Regions from separate parts of the Homo sapiens genome. Here region 2 is linked to region 1. Evidence: read pairs that join two places in POLR2A ChIA-PET (ENCODE). Cell type or tissue: Caco-2. All regions are shown on one strand. Links, peaks and the distances in the headings refer to the core of each region. The heading gives the core; the rest is flanking DNA.

The links. ChIA-PET counts read pairs that join two places held together with the same protein. Peaks named below come from ENCODE experiments on the same cell type or tissue, not always from the same donor. Only the 100,000 strongest peaks of a DNase experiment are listed, where the experiment ranks them.
Region 2: POLR2A ChIA-PET joins it to region 1 with 10 read pairs; 4 of 35 experiments call an interaction of 5 or more read pairs at or near these places.

What each region holds. Positions count from the first base shown.
Region 1 is chr12:110,169,287-110,177,617 of GRCh38, forward strand. The region is part of intron 11 of IFT81 (intraflagellar transport 81); the gene reads left to right. Among named protein-coding and RNA genes, the nearest start is that of IFT81, 49 kb to the left of the region's middle. RefSeq lists an enhancer at 3,021-3,801. In Caco-2, for the core only: no CTCF peak of the experiment used is centred there; a DNase peak (open chromatin) is centred at 5,105.
Region 2 is chr12:110,309,069-110,317,399 of GRCh38, forward strand. All of the region lies in intron 5 of ATP2A2 (ATPase sarcoplasmic/endoplasmic reticulum Ca2+ transporting 2), which reads left to right. Among named protein-coding and RNA genes, the nearest start is that of ATP2A2, 32 kb to the left of the region's middle. RefSeq lists an enhancer at 5,565-5,644. In Caco-2, for the core only: no CTCF peak of the experiment used is centred there; no DNase peak of the experiment used is centred there.

The DNA of each region.
Region 1 (8,331 bases), core at 117-8,116:
GTTTGCACCTGGTTTCCTCCAAATTTCACCCCATGTGCCTTTTCCCTCTGCGATTTTGCTTGGTATTCAGTGTAATAAATCATAGCTAAGAGTATGACTGTATACTTTGAGTTCTCCCAGTGAATCACTGAATCTAGAGATGGTCTTGGGGACCCCTGACACAGATGGATTAGTGTTATTTTTTTTGTTTATGAGAAAGCCAAATTAGGACCAATGAATGGTGATTAGAATGAAATATTTGATTGACTTCAGAGAAAAATGTCTACCACTTGAGCTTTCTTCAGTAATGGAGCAGCCTGACAGTCTCACTCTGTCACTCAGGCTGGAGTGCACTGACATGATCTCAACCCACTGCAACCTCCGCCTCCCGGGTTCAAGCGATTCTCATGCCTCAGCCTCCCAGGTGGCTGGGATTGCAGGTGCCCACCACCATGCCCGACTAATTTTTGTATTTTTAGTACAGACGGAGTTTCACCATGTTAGCCAGGCTGGGCTTGAACTCCTGACCTCAAGTGATCCGCCCACCTCGGCTTCCCAAAGTGCTGGGATCACAGGCTTGAGCCACCTCACCCAGCCCAGATAAGGGACATTTTTGAAGTAATGTGTGCACTAAGTAGAAGAACATTGGATCTGTATTTTGGGTTGGGTTTTTTAATCTTTATTTATTTTATTTATTTATTTTTTGAGATGGAGTCTTGCTCTGTTGCCCAGGCTGGAGTGCAGTGGTGCGATCTTGGCTCACTGCAAGCTCTGCCTCCCGGGTTCACGCCATTCTCCTGCCTCAGCCTCCCGAGTAGCTGGGACTACAGGTGCCCGCCACCATGCCCGGCTAATTTTTTTGTATTTTTAGTAGAGATGGGGTTTCACCATGTTAGCCAGGATGGTCTCAATCTCCTGACCTCATGATCCACCCGCCTTAGCCTCCCAAAGTGCTGGGATTACAGGCGTAAGCCACTGTGCCTGGCCAGGTTTTTTAATCTTAAAAAATCTGATTATGCCAGGCATTGTGGTTCATGCCTGTATTATTTTTTAAATACCTGGTGAGAAACTTAAATTTGCCATTTAATCTGGTAGCCTTCAGCTACCTCTTTTGGCGTGATTTTTGCTGTTTCATAGGCAGCAATCTCAGCTTGAAGACTTTCTCTCATTTACTGGAAGGACGAAGAATAGAACATGTGCCTCTTGTAAGTAGTGCCAGTAGCTAGTGATTTTACCATCTTAGTCACCTTGATCTCTCTGATTCTCTGCTTTCATAATTTGAAAGAGCAAACAAAAAATCAGTCCCAATGATATGCAGTACTAGTACCCTTCCCAGAGTGGTCATTCAGATGAATGCATGCCTTTGGGATCTGAATTTTTTTTATAGCAATAAATGTACCTCCAGTTAAGGTTCCACTGGAACTCATGCAATGAAAGGTCATCCTTGGTTTATGGTGTATGGGAGTATTATAGTCCATTGTGTTTTCTCCCCTGACCATCACAAGAAGCTCAGCTGTTTTGTAGTTACAGCTACTTTTAAAATATGCTTGGTCAAATAATATTTATAAGCAGCTTTAGAAAGGGCCAGCCAATTCATTCTACAGCTACTGACAAATCTTAGAGCTAAATTGGAAAGATTATGAAATCTTCTTTAAATACTTCAAAGAGAAGCACAATGAAGATAAGGGAATCCTGGCAAGATGTGCTGCAGCTGTCAGGTCCTGAAAAATTAGGAATCAAATTTTGACACTTGTAATTGAATCATCCACCCTTCTAAGTGAGCCTAGGCAAACCTGTGATATTTTTAGAACCTTTCAAATCACATTGTACTCTTTAGAGTTCATAGCAGGACCTGAGGCCCCTAAAATTTCCCAAGAGAAAGAACAAAACAGAATCAAATAAATTTGGCTCAGTTCACTGTAATAGAAGTGTAGTGTATTATGCATGCAGTCTAGGTAATGCCACACTTTTAACCCCAAATTTTAAAAGTTTTCATGGATTTTTTTTTTTTTTCTGGAGAATTAACTGCTTGGACAGCAGTGGAAGCACCCGTTAGAGATAGTAACAGCTGTGTGGTGGTGATTTGATTTATAATAGAAGCACAGAGACCTTGGATGGTGTGATTAACTGTGTTCCACAGATGGATGTTCCTGTGTCACAAATTTCATTTAATACAGATTTCTACCCGCATATATCATATCGATTATTACAGACTCTCTTAAAAGACTGAGCAGTTAACTAGCCACTACCATATGTAGATAATTACATTGCTTATGCTTGACTTGGTGAGATTTTCTAATTTACAGTTGAAAATGTGCCACTAACAGGTTAGAAAAGGTTAGAATAGTATTTTTATGTGTATTTATGTGGGACTAGTTATGATGCGTGATTTTAAAAGACTGTCATTTTAGCAAATAACAAAGGCTGCTTTGAACATTTTCTCTTGCCTTAAAACAAAGAGCAACTCTGAGACCAGACTTCAGGGAATCCAAATAATTTATTGGAGCGTGACATGATGGCCTTTTCAGGTTTTCTTCAAGTCTGAAGTTCTGTCTAGAGCACAAGACACTGACAAATGAGCAGAAAGACTGTGGGCTTTGTGTATATTCATGCCACTCCTAAACAGTTGGTTCTATCTCATCTCGTGCCTAACTCCCTTGGGCCAATTCCTGTAGTTGTCTATGCTTATACATCGTTTGATGAAATAACTGACAAAGATGTGATTTAATTAAGAAATGGAAAATAGCATGGATGTTGGACTAGCAGGATTTGAAGACAAAAGTGTTCATTCTAGTTATTTTTTCTAACTTACTGAACTTTGGTAAGTAGTATTAATTTCTCTGTAGGTTTCCTAGTGCTTTTTTATTTTAAAAAATGGTTCTGGCCAGACGTGGTGGCTCAGGCCTGTAATCCCAGCACTTTGGGAGGCCGAGGCAGGAGGATCACCTGAGGTCAGGCGTTCTAGACCAGCCTGGCCAACGTGATGAAACCCTGTCTCCACTAAAAATAGAAAAATTTGCCTCTGCCTCTGCCTCTGCCTCTGCCTCCTCTGCCTCCTCTGCCTCCTCTGCCTCTGCCTCTGCCTCTCCCCATGGTCTCCCTCTCCCCACGGTCTCCCTCTCCCCACGGTCTCCCTCTCCCTCTCTTTCCACGGTCTCCCTCTGATGCCGAGCTGAAGCTGGACTGTACTGCTGCCATCTCGGCTCACTGCAACCTCCCTGCCTGATTCTCCTGCCTCAGCCTGCCGAGTGCCTGCAATTGCAGGCGCGCGCCGCCACGCCTGACTGGTTTTCGTATTTTTTTGGTGGAGACAGGGTTTCGCTGTGTTGGCCGGGCTGGTCTCCAGCTCCTAACCGCGAGTGATCCGCCAGCCTCGGCCTCCGGAGGTGCCGGGATTGCAGATGGTGTCTGGTTCACTCAGTGCTCAATGGTGCCCAGGCTGGAGTGCAGTGGCGTGATCTCGTGTCGCTACAACCTCCACCCCCCAGCCGCCTGCCTTGGCCTCCCAAAGTGCCCAGAGTGCAGCCTCTGCCCGGCCGCCACCCCGTCTAGGAAGTGAGGAGCGTCTCTGCCTGGCCGCCCATCGTCTGGGATGTGAGGAGCCCCTCTGCCTGGCTGCCCAGTCTGGAAAGTGAGGAGCGTCTCCGCCCGGCAGCCGCCCCGTCCGGGAGGGAGGTGGGGGTCAGCCCCCGCCAGGCCAGCCGCCCTGTCCAGGAGGGAGGTGGGGGGGTCAGCCCCCCACCCGGCCAGCCGCCCCGTCCAGGAGGTGAGGGGCGCCTCTGCCCAGCTGCCCCTACTGGGAAGTGAGGAGCCCCTCTGCCCGACCAGCCGCCCCATCCGGGAGGGAGGTGGGGGGGTCAGCCCCCCGCCCGGCCAGCCGCCCCGTCCAGGAGGGAGGTGGGGGGGTCAGCCCCCCGCCCAGCCAGCCGCCCCGTCCGGGAGGGAGGTGGGGGTTCAGCCCCCCACCCGGCCAGCCGCCCCGTCCGGGAGGTGAGGGGCGCCTCTGCCCGGCCGCCCCTACTGGGAAGTGAGGAGCCTCTCTGCCCGGCCAGCCACCCCGTCCGGGAGGGAGGTGGGGGGGTCAGCCCCCCGCCCGGCCAGCCGCCTCGTCCGGGAGGTGAGGGGCGCCTCTGCCCGGCCGCCCCTACTGGGAAGTGAGGAGCCCCTCTGCCCGGCCACCATCCCGTCTGGGAGGTGTGCCCAACAGCTCATTGAGAACAGGCCATGATGACAATGGTGGTTTTGTGGAATAGAAAGCGGGGAAAGGTGGGGAAAAGATTGAGAAATAGGATGGTTGCCGTGTCTGTGTGGAAAGAAGTAGACATGGGAGACTTTTCATTTTGTTCTGTACTAAGAAAAATTCTTCTGCCTTGGGATCCTGTTGATCTGTGACCTTATCCCCCAACCCTGTGCTCTCTGAAACATGTGCTGTGTCCACTCAGGGTTAAATGGATTAAGGGCAGTGCAAGATGTGCTTTGTTAAACAGATGCTTGAAGGCAGCATGCTGGTTAAGAGTCATCACCACTCCCTAATCTCAAGTACCCAGGGACACAAACACTGCGGAAGGCCTCAGGGTCCTCTGCCTAGGAAAACCAGAGACCTTTGTTCACTTGTTTATCTGCTGACCTTCCCTCCACTATTGTCCTATGACCCTGCCAAATCCCCCTCTGTGAGAAACACCCAAGAATGATCAATAAAAAAAAAAAGAAAGAAAAAAAAAGAAAAATTAGGCCGGGCACGGTGGCTCACGCCTGTAATCCCAGCACTTTGGGAGACTGAGGCGGGTGGATCATGAGGTCAGGAGATCGAGACCATCCTGGCTAACACAGTGAAACCCCATCTCTACTAAAAATACAAAAAAATTAGCCAGGCATGGTGGCGGACGCCTATAGTCCCAGCTACTCGGGAGGCTGAGGCAGGAGAATGGCGTGAACCCGGGAGGCGGGGCTTGCAGTGAGCCAAGATCGCGCCACTGCACTCCAGCCTGGGCGACAGAGCAAGACTCCGTCTCAAAAAAAAAAAAAAAAAAAAAAAAAAAAAATTAGCCGGGTGTGGTGGTGTGCCTGTAATCCCAGCTACTTAGGAGGCTGAGGCCAGAGAATTGCTTGAACCTGGGAGGCGGAGGTTGCAGTGACCCGAGATTGCACCATTGCATTCCAGCCTGGGAGACAAGAGCAAGACTCCGTCTCAGAAAAAAAAAAAAAAAAAAAATGGCTTTGTGTTTCTTAAACAATGTAAAGTGCTTATTATATGATAGTCTTGTCAAGTCTTCACAGCTAATTACTTTGAAAATCATTTTCATGCCAGATATTGAGGGAGAAAATTTGCAGCAGGAGCAGTAATTCTTGTTTCACATAAATATCTAGAATGATGCCTGGAATCCAATAATTCTTTTGAGTTCCTGATAAGCGAAAAGCATTTATAAATGGTTACATTCTTAGAGAAATAAACTGCCTATCCATTACAAAAGCTAGCCCAGATTCTGATCATTACTCTTAAAGGTTGTAAAACATACTAAATACACAAAAGGAAAAAGAACATCTGTCAATTTCCATTTTGATCACAGGGGAGCCGAGTCTTTAAAATTGGTCCTGAAGCCAGAAGCTAGCACTATAAAGCATTAGTCCATTACAAAACCCAAATGCACGCAGAGATAAAGATTAGAGTTTCACACAACTGAGTACTCTCTCAGCACCTGCTAGCATAAACCATAAAGTATTAATCTTATTTGATCTCAGCATCTAAAATGATAGCTGCTCTTTCATAGAAGACTAATTTAGATTACAAATGTATATGGGTACAAATGATTAGTAATAGCTGCTATAATGGGCTTCCCTGCCCAGTAGCAAGCTTTGTAGTTTACTTTACTGACAAATTCATTTGGTTTACCTGTTATGATACACTATGGGAAGCTTTTTCCTTAATGTTCTAAGGATTTGTTGCTTACCTCCTATGCCTTTAAAAATTATTTTTTTCCTTTATAGCTAAAGGTGACTGGCTGAGAGTTCTTTATAATATCTTGCCCAGCTACTGCAAAGGCTGAGTGGATTAATATTTTGGCACACTCACAATATTTGTGGCACGTGCATGTACCAGAGCATACCCCATTTAGGAAGGTCTGCTCTGGAGCAGTGCTACTCAAAGTGTGGTCTGAAGACTAGTTTCAGTCCAGAGACTGTTAGTTTCTTCTAATCTGCAGCCATATAAATTGAGAGGAAACATTTAGAAACCCTTATAGTCATTTGATCTCGGTATTTTCGTTATTTTACAAAAGTATCTGATGCACATATGTTTAGAAATTTTTTAAAAAACTCGTCCTTTAACAGATAGTTTGAAAAGTCCTGCTACTTGTAAAAGTGGAGTTGGTGAGCCATAGAATATGTATAGTGTCTGCTTCAGTAGACAAGCCAAGTTGTTTTCCAGACCATTGCTCTAAATTATATATCTCCCTCTCTACTTCCTCCACATCATCACCAACACTTGGTATTGAAAGATTTTTTATTTTTGCCAGTTGGGTAGGTGTGAAAATGGTATCTCATTGTTTTATTTATTTATTTATTTATTTTTAGACAGAGTCTGTCTCTGTTGCCCAGTATCTTCTCTGGCATTGAGAAATTTGGCTCCCTTTTTCTATATTGCATTTATTTATTTGCTCAATCAATAAACTTGCTTGTTTGCTCAATTTAAATAATCTATCAACTACTCCAGCCTCCTTCTTTACACACCAATCCTGTGTCCCCATCCCACCAACCACATTTTCACCCTCTGTGTCTATGTTTCCACGACTCCTCACTCACCCCTCTGTGTCCTCAGCTGCCAGGCCTGCTAGCCTATGTCTCTGTGTGTTTCCTCAGCCCCTAATCCCATCATTGCATATCCTTGGCCATTCAGCCTGTTGACCTGTACCTCCATTAACTCCCCCTACTACCCTGTGTCCCCAGTCACCAGCCTCCTGGTCCACACTTCTGATACAACTTCCCAAGCCCCCTCATTTCCCAGTATCTTTGACCTCCGGACCCTGTACCCCGCCATGCCTCTATGCAACCTTACTGGCACCTCCATGCAGCTCTCTATTTACTGCCTACCTCTCCAGCTACCATTTTGACCCCTGTAAACCAGGAATGGAAGGGAAAAGGAGGGCAATTTTTACTCTTATTCTCATCTGAGTGTACAGCAGAGTTTACCAGAGGCTTCACAAATGATCAGGCCATTGCTCTGGCCGCTAATGGAATGAGTACTTGTGTTTTATAAGTCTGAAGATTTAGCTTCAATGTGTTCATCAGTTTTGTTTTTTGTATGACATTGAAGATCCAAAAATAACCTAAAATCCAAATGATAATTAAAAGAAACCACCAATGGAAGAAAAAACATTGATAATGTGTTTTCTTTTTTCTAATTAATTCTGGAATAGTAGAGCCCTTAGAATGCTTTGATGGCCACCTATTGCTTAATCGTATGTAACTGTGATTGATCTGACCCAGACTACTCTTCCATTAGTTATTATATATAATGAATATCAAATAATAACCAATCAGCATAGAACACACTCAGTAATTTGTAGGTTTGTTCTTTCATCAAAAACATTTATAGCTTTCAGCTTTTAAAAATAGTTCTGGAGTACAGCAAGATAGAGAAGGGGAAAATTGGCCTCTATATTACAGAGGATAGCAGATGAACAGGGTTGATTTCATTTTGGGCACTTTGCCCAGGACACTTTTAATAGCATATATAGTTACTCTAGGGATTCTGAATCTGTGGTTATGTCAGGCTTACACATTTATTCTTTAAAAGGAAAATTTGCAAGTTATTAGACTTCAGGTACATTAGTATGACTTAAATTTTTAATTTTTAAAGAAGTTTCTGTAACGCAGTCATTGAAAATTTGTGGTGTGAGGGCTGGATTCCTTAATATTAAAACTAACCTAATCATGGATAGAAAAATATTTTAAACTTTCTTCTTCTAAAACACAGTGTGTTCCTCAGTTCTTTCAAAGTTTGTTTTTTTGTTTTGTTTTGTTTTGTTTTGTTTTGTTTGAGACAGAATCTCGCTCTGTCGCTCAGGCTGGAGTGCAGTGGCACAATCTCGGCTCACTGCAACCTCTGCTTCCCAGGTTCAAGCAATTCTCATGCCTCAGCCTCCCTAGTAGCTGGGATTACGGGCACACACCACCACGCCCAGCTTATTTTTTGTATTTTTAGTAGGGACGGAGTTTGGCCATACTGGCCAGGCTGGTCTCAAACTCCTGAGCTCACGCAGTCCCCCCACCTCAGCCTCCCAAAGTGCTAGGATTACAGGTATGAGCCACCGCACCTGACCAGCTCTTTCAAAGTTTAAGTCAAATTTTAAAAGA
Region 2 (8,331 bases), core at 325-8,324, 140 kb after region 1:
AACTTTTCAAAGACTAAGCTGGAATAGGTGGTTTTTTGAGGGAGATATGGAGAGAGAGTTTAAGGAAACTAATTTTTTTTTTTTTTTTTTTTTTTTTTTTTTTTTTTGAGATGGAATCTCACTCTGTCGCCCAGGCAGGAGTGCAAGGGCGTGATCTCAGCTCACTGCAACCTCCGCCTCCTGGGTTCAAGCGATTCTCCTGCCTCAGCCTCCCTAGTAGCAGGGATTACAAGTGCCCGCCACCACACCCGGCTAATTTTTGTATTTTTAGTAGAGACAGGGTTTCACCATGTTGGCCAGGCTGGTCTCGAACTCCTGGCCTCAAGTGATCCGCCCGCCTCAGCCTCCCAAAGTGCTGGAATTACAGGTGTGAGCCACCATGCCCAGCCAGGAAACTAAATTTTATATGTTGCTATACCAGCTAATCATTCCAAAGAGAAACTGGGTAAGCATACATAGCAAATGCTAATGTGAGTCTTAAGTATCTAGAACACAAGAGCCAAATGAAATTGATATGGCAAATAAAAACATGGAGAAAATAACCCGCACATAGGCTGTGCTCAGTGGCTCATGCCTGTAATCTCAGCACTTTTGGGGGAGGCCAAGGCATGCAGATCACTTGAGTCCAGGAGTTTGAGACCAGCCTGGGCAACATAGTAAAACCCCATCCCTACAAAAAATACAAAAATTAGCTAGGCGTGGTGGTGCGTACCTGTAGTCCCAACGACTTGAAAAGCTGAGGTGGGAGGATCACCTGAGCCCAGGAGGTCGAGGCTGTGGCAGTGAGCTGAAATTAAGCCACTGCACTCCAGCGTGGGCAACAGAGTGAGACCCTGACTCAAAAAAAAAAAAAAGAGAAAGTGACCCACATGTTCACCTCTTAAGAAGCCACAGTAATTCTACATTATCTTAAGGCCAAGAAAATATTTCTCCGGATGGATGGAAACCAAAAGTAGTGAAGTTGTACATAATCTTATAAGAAATGAACGTCATTGTTTTTAAGCTTTCTGTATTATCTGCTGACATGAAAGTGAATCAAGCTATAATAGCCTAAGTCATTTCTGTTTTCTTTTTTTCTTTTTCCTTTTTTTTTTTTAAAGTAGAGACGGGATTTTACCATGTTGGCCAGGCTGGTCTCGAACTCCTGACCTCAAGTGATCTGCCTCCCTTGGCCTCCCAAAGTGCTGGGATTACAGGCATGAACCACCGTGCCCGGCCATGGTTTTGTGGGATGTTTTTTTGAGACAAGGTCTCCCTGTATTACCCAGCCTAGTCTCAAACTCCTGGGCTCAAGGGATCCTCTTCCCTTGGCCTCCCAAAGTGCTGGGATTACAGGCATGAGCCACCATTCCCAGCTAGAAGTCTTAGTTTTAGAATTTTGGGGCTTCTAGTATATGCCGCAGGGGTTATTTATTGACTTCTTAAGAACACTGTTTTCAGGGTTGTTTAAAACAAACTTTATGTATCTTGGTAACCCAGGGTTGATGAATAGCACCAGGAAATAAATATTCTCAGATGACTTCTGTCTTGTAGTATATACTCTGGAGCGAATCATCTTTTAAGATTTAAGTAGTGGAAGCAACACAATCTTAAAATTGCATTTGCTTTAGCACTTGTACAGAAATTGATAATTTTATTTCCTAAAATGAAGACTTAATAGCCAACAGGGTGCCAGCAATTTCAAGATTTACTCGGGAATAAAAAGAATAATTCTTAAACTTGACAGCAATTTAAAGGAAGAAAACTTTCAATTTAAAGGAAGGAAACTTTTACTTCAGACAGTTAACATGCAGTACTGAGATTTAGTAGCAGGTATAAACTGCTTTTGAAGCAGTTGAGTAAAAGGCAGAGTTGTGAAATAGATGAGTGGATTCATATAAGAACCTGGATTATGATCCTAGTTCTGCATGACATTGGACTATGTACATTAACCTCTGCAGAATTAGGTAATTGGAGTACTGTTTCAAGGAGCTTTCTTGCTCTAAAAAGTGTGATTTAGATAGTATGGCCATGAGTCCATGTGGACTTTTTTTTGCTTTTAGAAAGCTGTTGGGGTTGGAATTGACTGGCTTTAAACATTTAGCAAACATTAAATGCTCTTTAACACAAAACAGAGTAGTCAGTCTGCTGTAGAGCAGAGGAGTTGGCATACTATCTTTGTGGGTTGGTTGGTTGGTTCGTTTGTTTATAGACATGAGGTCTCACTGTGTCACTCAGGCTGGTCTTGAACTCCTGGCCTCAAGTGATCCTCCTGCCTTAGCCTGTAATCCCAGGTCTTTGGGAGGCGGAGGCGGGTGGATCACAAGATCAGGAGTTCAAGACCAGCCTGGCCAAGATGGTGAAACCCCCGTCTCTACTAAAAATACAAAAATTAGCCGGGTGCAGTGGCAGGCACCCGTAACCCGTAATCCCAGCTACTCGGTAGGCCGAGGCAGGAGAATTACTTGAACCCAGGGGGCAGAGGTTGCAGTGAGCCAAGATCGCGCCACTGCACTCCAGCCTGGGGGACAGAGCGAGACTCCATCTCAAAAAAAAAAAAAAAAAAAAAAAAAAACGCTGGGATTATAAGTGTGAGCTATAGCGTCCAGCTAATATTTTGGGTTTTGTGGGCCACAACAATCTCTGTACCAAAGTCTTTTGTAAAATATGAAAAGAGAATTGTTTAAAAAAAAAAAAAAAAAGGTGTTGGCTGGGTGCAGTGGCTTATCCCTGCAATCCTAGCATTTTGGGAGGCCATGGCAGGAGGATCACTTGAGCCCAGGAGTTTGAGACCAGCCTGGGCAACATATTGAGACCTTGTCTTTACAAAAAAAGTTTTAAAAACTTGCATAGTGAGGCTGGGAGCCATGGCTCATGCCAGCACTTTGGGAGGCTGAGACGAGGTTCACTTGAGCTCAGGAGTTTGAGACCAGCCTGGGCAACATGGAAAGACCCCGTCTCTAAAAAAATAAAAAATGAAAATTTGCTGGGCATGTTGACGTGCTCCTGTAGTCCCTGCTTCTCGGGAGGCTGAGGTGGGAGGATCAGTTGAGCCTGGGAGGTCAGGGCTGCAGTGAGCTCAGATCGTGCCAGTATGCTCCAGCCTGGGTGACAGAGTGAGACAGAGTAAAACTCTGTCTCCCAAAAAAAGTTCGGGGGGTGGGGAGCCTTAAGATTTTGCACACTGCTTAGATCAATGTTTCTCTAACTTCATGTGTGCAGGAATTACCTGGGGATGTTGTTAAAATGTATGTTTTGATTGGTTCAGTCTGAAATGGGGCCTGATTATTCTGCATTTCTAATAAGCTCCCAGGTCAATAATTTGAGTAGCAAGGCTCTAGAGCAGATCTTAATCATTTCTAGATCACAGTCCCTTTGAGAATTAATGAAATTTATGGACTTTCTTCCCCAAAAACATATATTGAAAATCTTGTGTGCAACTTCAGGAGGTTCATTTGTCCTCCTCCTCAGAAAGTCCACCTCAGGATTCTAGCTATTTAGTTTTGAAAACTGAAGTACAGGCCGGGCATGGTGGCTCATGCCTGTAATCCCAGCAATTTAGGAGGCCAAGGCAGGCGGATCATTTGAGCCCAGGAGTTCGAGACCAGCCTGGCCAACACTGTGAAATCCCATCTTCACTAAAAATACAAAAATTACCCGGGTGTGGTGGTGGATGCCTGTAATCCTAGCTACTTGGGTGGCTGAGGCACGAGAATCGCCTAAACCCAGGAGATGGAAGCTGCAATGAGCCTAGATTGCACAACTGCATTCCACCCTGAGGGACAGAGCGAGACTCTGTTGCAAAAAAAAAAAAAAAAGAAAACAAAACAAAAAAGAAAAATTGCTTTAGTTGTTCTGTAAATCCTGGAAGCTATACCTCTGTTTCCAAAGCCAAGGTATAAATTATTACTCTAGAAAACGGATAAGCAGAAGAGCAAAATAGTCTAAAACAAAAATCAGCATAGAGAGTTTTTGAGTTTGAGAGCCCCTGAGCACTGTCAGAATAGCTAAGACATTAAGAACTGTGAGAAATGAGAGTTCTCCTCAACCATCAGACCATGATAGGCCAGTTGATCTTGAAGCCTGACCTGATTTCATGGGGCTGGCATTTCCTTCCTGATTTCCTGTAATCACCTCCTCTCTACTCCCCATGATTCAGTGGTAGTCACAGTACCAGGAAGTGCCAACCTTTTCATTCTTGCTACTGAGATGAAGATTTTGGAAAAAGGAGAAGAAACCATGTGGTTTGGGAACCACCTTTCCTTTTTTTTTTTTTTTTTTTTTTGATACGGAGTCGCTCTGTCGCCCAGGCTGGAGTGCAGTGGAATGATCTCGGCTCACTGCAAGCTCCGCCTCCTGGGTTCACGCCATTCTCCTGCCTCAGCCTCCCCGTTAGCTGTGACTACAGGCACCCACCACAATGTCCGGCTAATTTTTTGTATATTTTAGTAGAGATGGGGTTTCACCATGTTAGCCAGGCTGGTCTCAAACTCCTGACCTCAAGTGCTTCATCTGCCTTGGCCTCCCAAAGTGCTGGGATTACAGGTGTGAGCCACCGCTGCTGGCCATGGGAACCACCTTTCCTAAGCATTAACACCAAACCACCTAGATGGGCAGATTTAACTGTGACCAACTTTTATATTAAAAGATAATGGAACTTTTTTTTTTTTTTTTTTTTTTGAGACAAAGTCTCGGCTCTGTCACCCAGGCTGGAGAGCAGTGGTGCAATCTTGGACCACTGGAACCTCTGCCTCCTGGGTTCAAGCGATTCTTCTGCCTCAGCTTTCCCATTAGCTGGAATTACAGGTGTGCACCACCCCACCTGGCTATTTTGTATTTTTTTTTTAGTAGAGACGGGGTTTCACCATGTTGGCCAGGCTGGTCTTGAACTCCTGACCTCAAGAGATCCACCCACCGTCAGCCTCCCAAAGTGTTGGGATTACAGGCATGAGCCACTGTGCCCGGCCGATAATGGAACTTTTGAAAACCAAGGGCTTGGTGGCCGGGTACACTGGCTCATGCCTGTAATCCCAGCACTTTGGAGGCCGAGGCGGGCAGATCACCTGAGGTCAGGAGTTCGAGACTAGCCTGACCAACATGGAGAAACGCTGTCTCTACTAAAAATTCAAAATTAGCTGGGCATGGTAGCGCTTGCCTGTAATCCCAACTACTTGGGAGGCTGAGGCAAGAGAATCACTTGAACCCAGGAGGCAGAGTTTGTGCTGAGCTGATATCGTGCCATTGCACTCCAGCCTGGGCAGCAAGAGTGAAACTCTGTCTCAAAAAAAGAAAAAAAAAAAAAAAGTAAAACAAAGGGCTTGGCATTATCAGTGCCAGAAAAATACAAGATTGAGAGAATGGGGAAACAGGAGGGACATAAACTTGGTGGGAGTATACATTTGTATGCAAAAGTAAAAGATAACAGACGAAGATGTTAACCCTGTAACACCGTAAAAGGAAATGTTAGAAATAACTAGATAGCCATAAAAATAGAGGATGATTCATTTAGTTCATGGTATGGTTGTGAAATACTGTGGCCTTGAACAAGTACCTTTTAGTGTCTCATTTTCCTCATCTATAAACAGGGAGGGAGTAAAGATAATAGATCCCTCCTTAGAGTTGTGAAGATTGAATTAGTAACCTGTGAAGCTGTTCCAGCAGTACCTGGTCTAGAAATAATAGTCTCAAAATTTCATTGCTTATTATTACTATACAGCCACTTTTTAAAATGAGACAGGTATGTATAAATATAAAAGGTCTAATATTGTTTTAGTGAATGTTGTACATAAAGAGATGTCCAGAAAATCCAGAAGATACACTTTTTTTTTTTTTTTTTGGAAATGGAGTCTCGCTCTGTCGCCCAGGCTGGAGTGCAGTGGCATGATCTCAGCTCACTGCAAGCTCCGCCTCCTGGGTTCATGCCATTCTCCTGCCTCAGCCTCCCAAGTAGCTGGGACCACAGGCACCCGCCACCATGCCCGGCTAATTTTTTGTATTTTTAGTAGAGACGGGGTTTCACCATGTTAGCCAGGATGATCTCGTTCTCCTGACCTTGTGATCCGCCTGCCTCAGCCTTCCAGAGTGCTGGGATTACAGGCGTGAGCCATCGCGCCCGGCAATATACTGTTAACTGTATATATATCTGTTGAAAGAGGGGAAGAAGAATGGTGTTTGACCTTTTAAACGTGCATTTTTCTTTTGTGATAAAAATCTCTGTTGGTAGGTAGGCTGGAGTACTCTAACATTGCTTAGTGCATGGTTGCCTTTGCAACATCTAATGAATTGGTTACCTTTCTACCCCCATAACTCTAGTAACTGGAAACTTGCTTAATGATCAGTGTCATTTTTTTAGTCAGTTCATTATAAAATATTCCTTATGAGCTAAAATATATTTTGTCTGTTGTGTATGTTAGCTTTTTTAATTTGGAGCCACATAGAAATCTGATTTATCACCAGTTTAGATCTGAAGGGGAGCTTATGAAACCTTATTTTAGGGGATGAGAAGACTAAAACTCAGAGTTTGTAACTTATCCAGGAGCATGTGGCAGTTTGTGGCAGTACTAGGACTGTCAAATGTTAGCAGTATAGCGTATCCTAAAATTTTTATTTTTGGCCGGGTGCGGTGGCTCACGCCTGTAATCCCAGCACTTTGGGAGGCCTAGGTGGGTGGATCACTTGAGGTTGGGAGTTCGAGACCAGCCTGGCCAACGTGGTGAAACCCCATCTCTACTAAAAATACAAAACTTAGCCGGCCGCATCGGCACACGCCTGTAGTCCCAGGTATTTGGGAGGGAGGCAGGAGAATTGCTTGAACCCAGGAGGCGGGGGTTGCAGTGAGCTGAGATCACGCCACTGTGCTCCAGCCTGGGTGACAGAGCAAACAAACAAAATTAGCTTGGTGTGGTGGTGGGCACCTGTAATCCCAGCTACTCGGGAGGCTGAGGCAGGAAAATCGCCTGAACCTGGGAGGTGGAGGTTACAGTGAGCCGAGATCATGCCACTGCACTCCAGCCTGGGCAACAAAGCTAGTCTCCATCTCAAAAAGTAAAATAAAATAAAATGTTTATTTCCAAGTTAGTCTTAGCATTTGTTTCAAACGCTTTACCATCTTGGTAGTTCTCTTTGGTACCCAGATTGAATGCAGTTATGTAAATGGAGTCTGGTTGTCATTCTAGACATTTTTTGTCTTCTGACAGTCTATGGAAATTTCTTTGGCAGTCTTAATTACTCTACCAGCTAAAACTACAGTCTTTCTTAGGTGTTCTTCCCATCCCCCCATTCCTAAATTTCTAGACTTTTACTGGCATAGATTATTTTGGTTTTAGTCTAAACGTAGAATTTAAGCAACTACCATTATTGAACCTCATTTAGCTTAACCAAAGCTGTTATCTCTTTGGACCCTGATTTTTTATTGTTTCTAGCTTCGTGATGTTCTTCAACTTGGTAATTAGAAGTCTTTTGCTACATGTATACTAAAGGAAATATGTGTGCCAAATGCTTTATTCATTGACAGATATTTTATTTGACACCCACTGTGTGCCAGGTATAGTGGTAGGGCTAGGAAATCAGTGATGTCTGAGTGACTCTGCCTTTATGGAGCTTTTGGTTTTAGTGGGGAAGATTCATGAAGACCATGCGAGTGTAAGGAAAGGACAGGATGCTCTGTGGGCACACAGTGAGGGATGCCAGCCTAATCTGGGAGTTAGAGGAAAGCCTTACTATTTATGGGAGAAGAAAGGGTATGTGAAGGCCCAGAAACAAGTTAGAGGAACTGAAGAGCATAGTGTGTGATGCTCAGAGGGAGGTGAGAGGGTGACAGGCAAACAGCACTTGGGTCATGGAGGCTGTTATAAGCCCGGGTTGGGATGCCAAAGAAGCTGTTGAAAGATTTTAAAACAGGAGGAGATCACGTTTGCCATTTTAAAGACAGTACTGTCTAAGAAACAGATTGGGAGCAAACCACAGTAGTATAATGGGGTATTGTGTAATGTTCCTTCCCTGTTCACCGTGAGGCCTGGAAGTAGTTTAAAGTAGTCAAGTAGAGCTTCTCAAATGAAGAATTTCATTCAGTCTCTGCTAAACTACAAAATTTATGACTCAAATTGGAAACACGGTGAAAATTTTGAGTCACAGTTAAATGTTTAAGTAGTTTAAGATAAATCTGTTATGCCTTGTGTTTCCTAGGAGCCATTTAGATTCAAAAACAACAGTGGCATTTAGAAGGTAATTTCTGGTCTTAAATAGTGTTTTTCTTATAAAAGATTTTAATAACTGGTGTTTGCCACAATAAATTAGGTTTTTAAAATGCATAATACAATTGATTAATAAAAAGGATTTTTTAAAAAAATAATG